3 separate regions of the Homo sapiens genome follow, and regions 1 and 3 are each linked to region 2. A link is a loop called in an ENCODE intact Hi-C map of the cell type or tissue named here. Cell type or tissue: HepG2. All regions are shown on one strand.

Region 1 (2,500 bases), 740 kb after region 2:
AACAAGTTCATTTACTTAGGGGTCAGAGAGTCTCGACCAGAGGAGGCCATTCCCAGTCCTAATCAGCACCTTCCAGAGACAAGGCTGCAGGCCCTGTGAAATGAAAGCCAAGCAGGAGCCTTGGCTCCTGAGCATCCCCAAAGTGTAACGTAGAAGCCTTGCATCCTTTTCTTGTGTAAAGTATTTATTTTTGTCAAATTGCAGGAAACATCAGGCACCACAGTGCATGAAAAATCTTTCACAGCTAGAAATTGAAAGGGCCTTGGGTATAGAGAGCAGCTCAGAAGTCATCCCAGCCCTCTGAATCTCCTGTGCTATGTTTTATTTCTTACCTTTAATTTTTCCAGCATTTCCACCATGGGCATTCAGGCTCTCCACACTCTTCACTATTATCTCTTGGTCAGAGGACTCCAATAACAGCCAGGTTTACATGAACTGTGTTTGTTCATTCTGACCTAAGGGGTTTAGATAATCAGTAACCATAACCCCTGAAGCTGTGACTGCCAAACATCTCAAATGAAATGTTGTGGCCATCAGAGACTCAAAAGGAAGTAAGGATTTTACAAGACAGATTAAAAAAAAATTGTTTTGTCCAAAATATAGTTGTTGTTGATTTTTTTTTAAGTTTTCTAAGCAATATTTTTCAAGCCAGAAGTCCTCTAAGTCTTGCCAGTACAAGGTAGTCTTGTGAAGAAAAGTTGAATACTGTTTTGTTTTCATCTCAAGGGGTTCCCTGGGTCTTGAACTACTTTAATAATAACTAAAAAACCACTTCTGATTTTCCTTCAGTGATGTGCTTTTGGTGAAAGAATTAATGAACTCCAGTACCTGAAAGTGAAAGATTTGATTTTGTTTCCATCTTCTGTAATCTTCCAAAGAATTATATCTTTGTAAATCTCTCAATACTCAATCTACTGTAAGTACCCAGGGAGGCTAATTTCCTTAAAAAAAAAAAATCTATCCATCTACTTCTCTCTTACCTGATTTATGTGTTAGAATAAATTCATGAAATTCGATTCCAAGCATACGAAAGATGCCTAAAGTTGATTCTATGCTCCTTAGATCCAGACAGAATAATGAGTACAGGTTTATGAAATTCTAAAAGTTTCTGTCGTCTTTAAAAAGGAACGTGCAGTATATTTCTATCTGGCTGTTTAGATAACCCTTTCCTTGTATTAATTGTGAGCACGGAGCTCACTGGTGGGGGAGGTTCTGAAACTCTCTGCCCTCCTGTGGTTGAATGAAGATGTTGCAAGACTTGCACAAAGGAGGTTATTCTTCTGACAGCATCAACTTTTAGAGATGGTTCTTTTTCATCTTTCCAATTCAGTTACTTGACAGTCTCCTTCCCCAGTATGCTGAAGTTTGTTAAGAGTCACCAGTAATTGTGCTTTTCAGACAGTAGTGCAGCTTCAAAATCGAGGCCATCACTGGGCTGATGGGCTGGGAGAACCTTGCCATGTGCCTGCCTGTTTCCTGCCCCCTTAGTCACTGCCCATTTCCTGCCCCCTTGGTCGCTGACACACCTTCACCCAAAGTGCCATGGTTCTGATGGTGGCAGTTCCATCTCCCTGACATCAGGAAGCTTTTCTCGATCAGAGCAGAGCGGGGCCTGCCTGCCCTCGTGTCACTGGATTTCTTTCTCTTATAATCAGCTGAAACAGAGTTCTCAAAGAACAGTAAACTCAGGTTCAGAGGTATTATGGAATAAGAATGGTTTCATAGTTTGGCTTTTCTATATAATTCCTCCCTCTCAAACTGAAATATTCATTTTTTTAGTGGAGTATTTGACTAGAGAGAAGGTAAGGCAGAAATACAGTCTACACTGGCTTTTAAAAATGTAAAGCCAATTTCCAACCGGACCCCAAATAGTACAGGTTGAACATTCCGTTCCAACAATCCAAAACCCCAAATGCTCCAAAATCTTAAACTTTGAGTTCCAGCATTCCGTCAGAAGTGGAAAATTTTACACCTGACCTCATTTGACAGGTGGCAGTTACAGTGCAATCAAAACTTTGTTCCATGCCCAAGATTATTAAAAATATTGGATAAAATTACCTTCAAGCTATGTTGTATAAGGTGTATATAAAACAAATGAATTTTGTGTTTAGACTTGGGTCTACTCCCAAGATACCTCATTATATATATACAAAAATCCCCAAATCCAAAAACATTTGAAACACTTCTGGTCCCACACATTTTGGATAAGGGATATTTGACCTATATCTAATTATATAATAAGAAAAATGTATTTTCTTTTTTTTTTTTTTTTGAGATGGAGTTTCACTCTTGTTGTCGCCCAGGCTGCAATGGCACAATCTTGGCTTACTACAACCTCCGCCTCCCTAGTTCAAGGGATTCTCCTGCCTCAGCCTCCCAGGTAGCTGGGATTACAGGCATGTGCCACCATGCCTGGCTAATTTTGTATTTTTAGTAGAGACGGGGTTTCGCCATGTTGGTCAGACTGGTCTTGAACTCCTGACCTCAGGTGATCCGCCCG
Region 2 (2,500 bases):
AGTGGTACTACAATCTCATGTTGCTTTTGCTATTATTAGCTATGACATATTACTTTGATAGAGTTTTTAATGAAAAAGAAAACCAATAATGCAGTGTTGGCACAAAATGGGCCTCTGTAGAGTGATCTAATATTGTCTCACATTTTTAGAAGAGAGAATGCATGGAGATGAGTTTCTTTTAAAAATTCTGGTAGTAATATTTGGGTCAAATGTTAACTGGGAAACATTCATTTGCAAATGGACTATCCAATTAGTAAGAGAGTTTAAAAATTATTTAGAATCACTGATCAGAAATTATACACAATTGAAATCATTCTCAGGAACATATACTTTGCCAGACATGGTAAGCTGTTTTCCTCCTGGAAATCAAAAATTGAAATGTAGTGAGGGAACATAATTAAGCAAAACTTTAGACATTAAAAAATAATTCTAAGAGGAAGGACATCAAGTAAGAGCAGCTTATTTTTTGTTTCATTTTTACTAAATTGTAGAGCTACAAGCGTTGAGACAGAACATATCTAACAAATTTGAAAGCAGATTCAATATAAACTTTAAAATACGTATTTTTAAAGAGAGACAGTGTCTTGCTCTGTTTTCTAAGCTGGAGCACAGTGGTGTGATCATAGCTCACTGCAGCTTCAAATTTTTGGACTCAAGCCATCCTCCTGCCTCAGCCTCCCTAGTAGCTGGAACTACAGGTGTACACCACTGCACCTGGATGTGTTTTATCTTTCATTTTAACTTGTTTTTTTAAAGGCGTGAGGTCTCTCTCTGTTGCCCAGATTGTTTCAGTATAAACTTTTGGTAAGACAAAATTCTAAAATTCCAGTTGATCTGCTTCTGATTCTCTTCTAGGTTCTGTGCAATTAATATTTTTGAGCTAATCAAGTTACTCGGGATGCCTAAGTTTATATAAATAGGTAGCTCTAGTGTTCCAAAATTAAAACAATGCAATGAATGTCACAGTTCTGATCATTTTTCTAAACGCCATATCTTCTCCGGATTGTGGAACATTTCATAAGCCATTTAATTGCCTCAAAAATTGAAGCTGGCAATTGGAAGGCACAAATCTACTTTTTGCCACTAGATGGCAGAAAGTGACCATGAGACAGACCCAGGAGAGTACAGGGTGGTGGAATGCCTTAGGGACCAGAAGCCCTAAGTACCCACCTCATCCATTGAAGATTTTTTACAGTCATCATCATCATCGTCGTCGTCACTTTCCGTATCAGCTTCTCCTGTCAAATTTTAATAACAGATCATCATGTCACCATTTCAACATTTAGCTTTACAGCATTTGTAACACATATTTTACCTAAAATCAATTACAGATTTCCTTGGAAGTTGGGCTGTTTAAAATTATTTTTTTCAAGGATTTAAATTTTATTCGTTATAGAAAATTATACTGACATTTTGAATATAGATTTTTTCCTAAACTGGATTTGTTAATAAATAGCACTTAAAATTTCAAAATTCTATTAAAAAATGCGTGTCAATATTTTTTCTCTATATGTTTTTAAACACGTGGCATTGAAAACAGTTTGCTGGCATTTAATACAGTTTGCTTTCTATGGTACATGTATTCTATTTTGATATACAAACACTCTCTCAGGGTCTCTATGACCCCGAAAACAGATATACTATCTATCCCTCCTTCATCTTTCCCTCCTTTCCCAAGCCGCGACTCTTCCATGCAATGCGTGGCCAGCACATAGCTCAGTGATCTTGTGTTGACATTTTTCCCAAGGCCAGAGAGGACCTTGCAGAAGTCAAAGAAGTTAGGAGCTGGGGCAGGAACTCTGGGGCTTTGGCAGCAAAGTCACTACATAAAAATCGTGAAGGGCCAACTTTATCCTATGATTTGTCTGCAAGCTTATTTGATGGATGTATTGTCATCACAACGAAGTGCATATCGTAGAAAATGCTGATATTATTTTTAAGAGGGCAGGATAACATGGGTAAGTCCTTAAATATCAGCATGATTGGAAATCTAACTCCATCAGAAATAATTCAGCTTCATATGTAGCCAATATACACTCATTTAAATGAATTGTTTTTCCCCTGAAGAATTAATGGACATTTCTGCTAGGTTAAATATTCATATCAGTATGAAGCATTACATTCTTCCATAGCTATGGGCTTCAGTCAGACCCAGAAATATCCGTTATATAAAAAAGATTTTCAAGTAAAAAGTCAGCGAGGTTGTTCTAAATGGTTCGAAAGTTCTAAATTGATTTAACTACTATCTTTCAGGGCTCACACAATGCAATAGCACGATGAGCCCAATAGATGGCAATAATGGTTCAACAATGAAGTAACTTGCACCCCTGCCCACTGCCAGCCTTCTGAAAGTTAGCTGCCCTACTCGATTTATATAAATGGAGACAGTACCACTGCACTGTCCTCTGAGAAGCTTATAAAAGTTTTCATTTGGCTGACACAGTTCAATTACTGAATGACAGTAGTGAAAAAAGTATTGCTTAAAAATCTCCAGGGGAAA
Region 3 (2,500 bases), 420 kb after region 2:
TTTACAATAAACACTACCTTTAGCCATTGAAACGTGGAAGCTTTTGTTAATTCTATTTAAAGACTATGCAGGATGCCAGCTAAATGTCCCGTTTTACATCATCCCTCACCAGACCTGACAGTTGGAAACACTTAGTTCTGCTCTGCTTCCATTGTGTTCCTGAAGTCATTTGAATGATTTAAATCAGAGATAAGTATTTGCAAATGAGCTGAAGAAATAAAGATGTATCTGAAAACTCGAAACCACCTTGTTAAGAATGTGCTCAGTTCTAGCTTAATTCTTGAGGATTTGGTTAATGCTTGTAAATGGCAGCAGCAGCTCTTTTCTGATGGTAACATTTCATGGTTTAGCTTTTAAAGAGTCACCGCCTCCAAGTGTTTTTAAAAATTCCGTTAAAAGATTCCTTAAACTGTTCACGTACAAAATTGAACAAAAAAATTGGGTAAAAGGAGAGTTCTTCATTCACTTTGCAATATTTTCATAACCAATATTAAAACAACAATAATTTTAATATAATCCCATTAGATGGGGCATCTGTTGTATGCCTGCACTAGGCTATTCGCATTACAGACATTACTTCGCTTGATTCCAAAGACATCTCACAAAGTAAGCATCACAAGCTCCACTTTACAGATGAAAATAACAAGGATTGCAGACATTAAGGAGCTTGCCCAAAGTGAGAAGCCGATCTAGGAGTCAATCCAAAACTTAAGTAAATCTGACTCAAATGAAACAAGTTTCCTTCTTATATTTGACTTGTGCAGAAGATTCTAGTTTGACATGACCACTGACCTGCAGGTGGCATTTCTGGGGCACTTCTAAATGTCTCCAGGAGTCCAACTGGAACCTCTCAGTCATAATGAATTCATTTTGGATGGAGAGGAAAAGTTGAAGACTTGTCTGAGACACTGAGTCTTTGCTCTTTCCACCCTTTTTTGCTCCTTCTTTTCCAACAAATCACTTACTCCCTGCAGCCAATCTTTGCAAAGTGCAACCCAGTGAAGCAATTCATTCTATAATGAGAATAGTCCATCGGCTAAACATCCTCTGAGAGTGTTTAAACTTCAAATGAAAAATGCATTAATCCCAACAATTCTTTAAACACCCCAACAGAGGCAGATGTAAGAGAACAAGTCCTTATTTTATGCTTCCGAAGCCCATTTCTGGAGGCATCCTAGCCCACCATCTGCTGCTGCTCCCAATCATGAGGATACCACACACATGGGTTCAATTTACCTTAGCAGCCCACAAGTCACTCTCCAGGCTCAGACTGTTTTCTCATGTGCATCTCTATAAAAATCAAAGCTAACCACTGCAGCGGCACAGAAATGAGTGTTTCAGTACATAATTCCGTCGCTAAAGGCTGAATCTGTACTGCAGCCGATGTAGGGTGAGGGCCTCAGAGTTGAGGAAGAGATATAAATAGCAAGGTTTATAGGGGTTCAGGGAACTAACCTTGTGGATGTTTAGCCTCCGAATGCCTCAAGTCAAATCATAAACCGGAACTCACCTTACCCTTTCTCTTGGACCACTAGAGGGCGCTAGTCGCGACTAGCAGGGCTGAGCCTTACAGGAAGTGGACTCATCATGCCTTTACCACAGGTGGTTGGCACCTGCAGGGAGCCGCACCTGGTTACAGACCCCAAGGTGTGTTTGCAAAATGGGAACTCCATGGTTTTGGCCCAGAAGCACACGAGTTCAAATCCTAATTCTGCTGCTTCCCATTATCTTTAACCACTTTGAGCACATTTCTCACTAGGAAGAGTATTTTGCTCAGAAAGAATTTGAAGGTTTTCCTGTCTCATGTGGTTTTAATTGCTGGCTATGAAAATATGAAAAACTGTCTTCTTACCAAAAGAAGGTCTTCTTCATAAAGCAGCAATGCATTTTGCTTGCTTGGCCCAAGCAAAAAATTCTGGATTAACCATTTTCATATTTAAGGTTCTCTAAAATATAGACAATAAATAGTTCTAGAAAAGGAATAAATGGCCACGAGTTAAGTACAGGTGTTCTTAATTAACAACATAATTAATGATTAATGGGGATAGTATGGGGAAGTGCTGGACCAAACAACAATAACAACAACACATCCTCAAAAACAATGATTGCTGACTGTTCAAAGGATTAATCAGACCAACTAATCTATAGTTCCTAGCATATAGCCAGTGTGGAGTAGATGATAGCAATGTCAGTTCCCCATAGAAAACTAGCAATGGCTCTTGTCTCCAGGACAGGTATGGCTGAAATAGACAAATGAGGACATGAGAAACTTTATAGTGCTGGGGTTAAGAGTGTGGAATAGTGGATTCAGATCCTGGTGAGCAAGTTTCTTAATCTCTCTGTGCCTCATTTTTTCTCTGTAAAATGGGATAATCCTAGTAACCAGTTCATACAGTTGTTGTGAGGATTATGGGAGCACTTAGAACACTGCCTGGCCCACTGGAAGCATTCTGTATGTATTGGCTATTTATTATTACAATAGTAATTAGAATTTACATAA

Evidence for each region. Peaks named below come from ENCODE experiments on the same cell type or tissue, not always from the same donor. Only the 100,000 strongest peaks of a DNase experiment are listed, where the experiment ranks them.
Region 1: it touches region 2 in a loop (17-fold over the local background); 16 of 110 quality-filtered maps call a loop at or near these places.
Region 3: a loop joins it to region 2, with 21 times the contacts of the local background. A loop is called at or near these places in 13 of 110 quality-filtered maps.

The regions. Positions count from the first base shown.
Region 1 is chr20:7,979,510-7,982,009 of GRCh38, reverse strand. It overlaps TMX4 (thioredoxin related transmembrane protein 4), which reads left to right. Exons shown (of 8, transcript NM_021156.4): 8 at 1-2,500. Among named protein-coding and RNA genes, the nearest start is that of TMX4, 39 kb to the left of the region's middle. In HepG2, a CTCF peak has its summit at 1,225 (motif pointing left); DNase peaks (open chromatin) are centred at 449 and 1,239; H3K4me3 peaks cover 566 bases.
Region 2 is chr20:8,721,092-8,723,591 of GRCh38, reverse strand. PLCB1 (phospholipase C beta 1) reads right to left here. Exons shown (of 32, transcript NM_015192.4): 15 at 1,171-1,238. Among named protein-coding and RNA genes, the nearest start is that of RNU105B, 110 kb to the left of the region's middle. RefSeq lists silencers at 1,125-1,174, 2,176-2,470. In HepG2, CTCF peaks have their summits at 1,087 (motif pointing right) and 2,292 (motif pointing right); DNase peaks (open chromatin) are centred at 1,101 and 2,301.
Region 3 is chr20:8,304,670-8,307,169 of GRCh38, reverse strand. The region is part of intron 2 of PLCB1 (phospholipase C beta 1); the gene reads right to left. Among named protein-coding and RNA genes, the nearest start is that of PLCB1-IT1, 57 kb to the right of the region's middle. In HepG2, CTCF peaks have their summits at 800 (motif pointing right) and 1,548 (motif pointing right); a DNase peak (open chromatin) is centred at 1,549.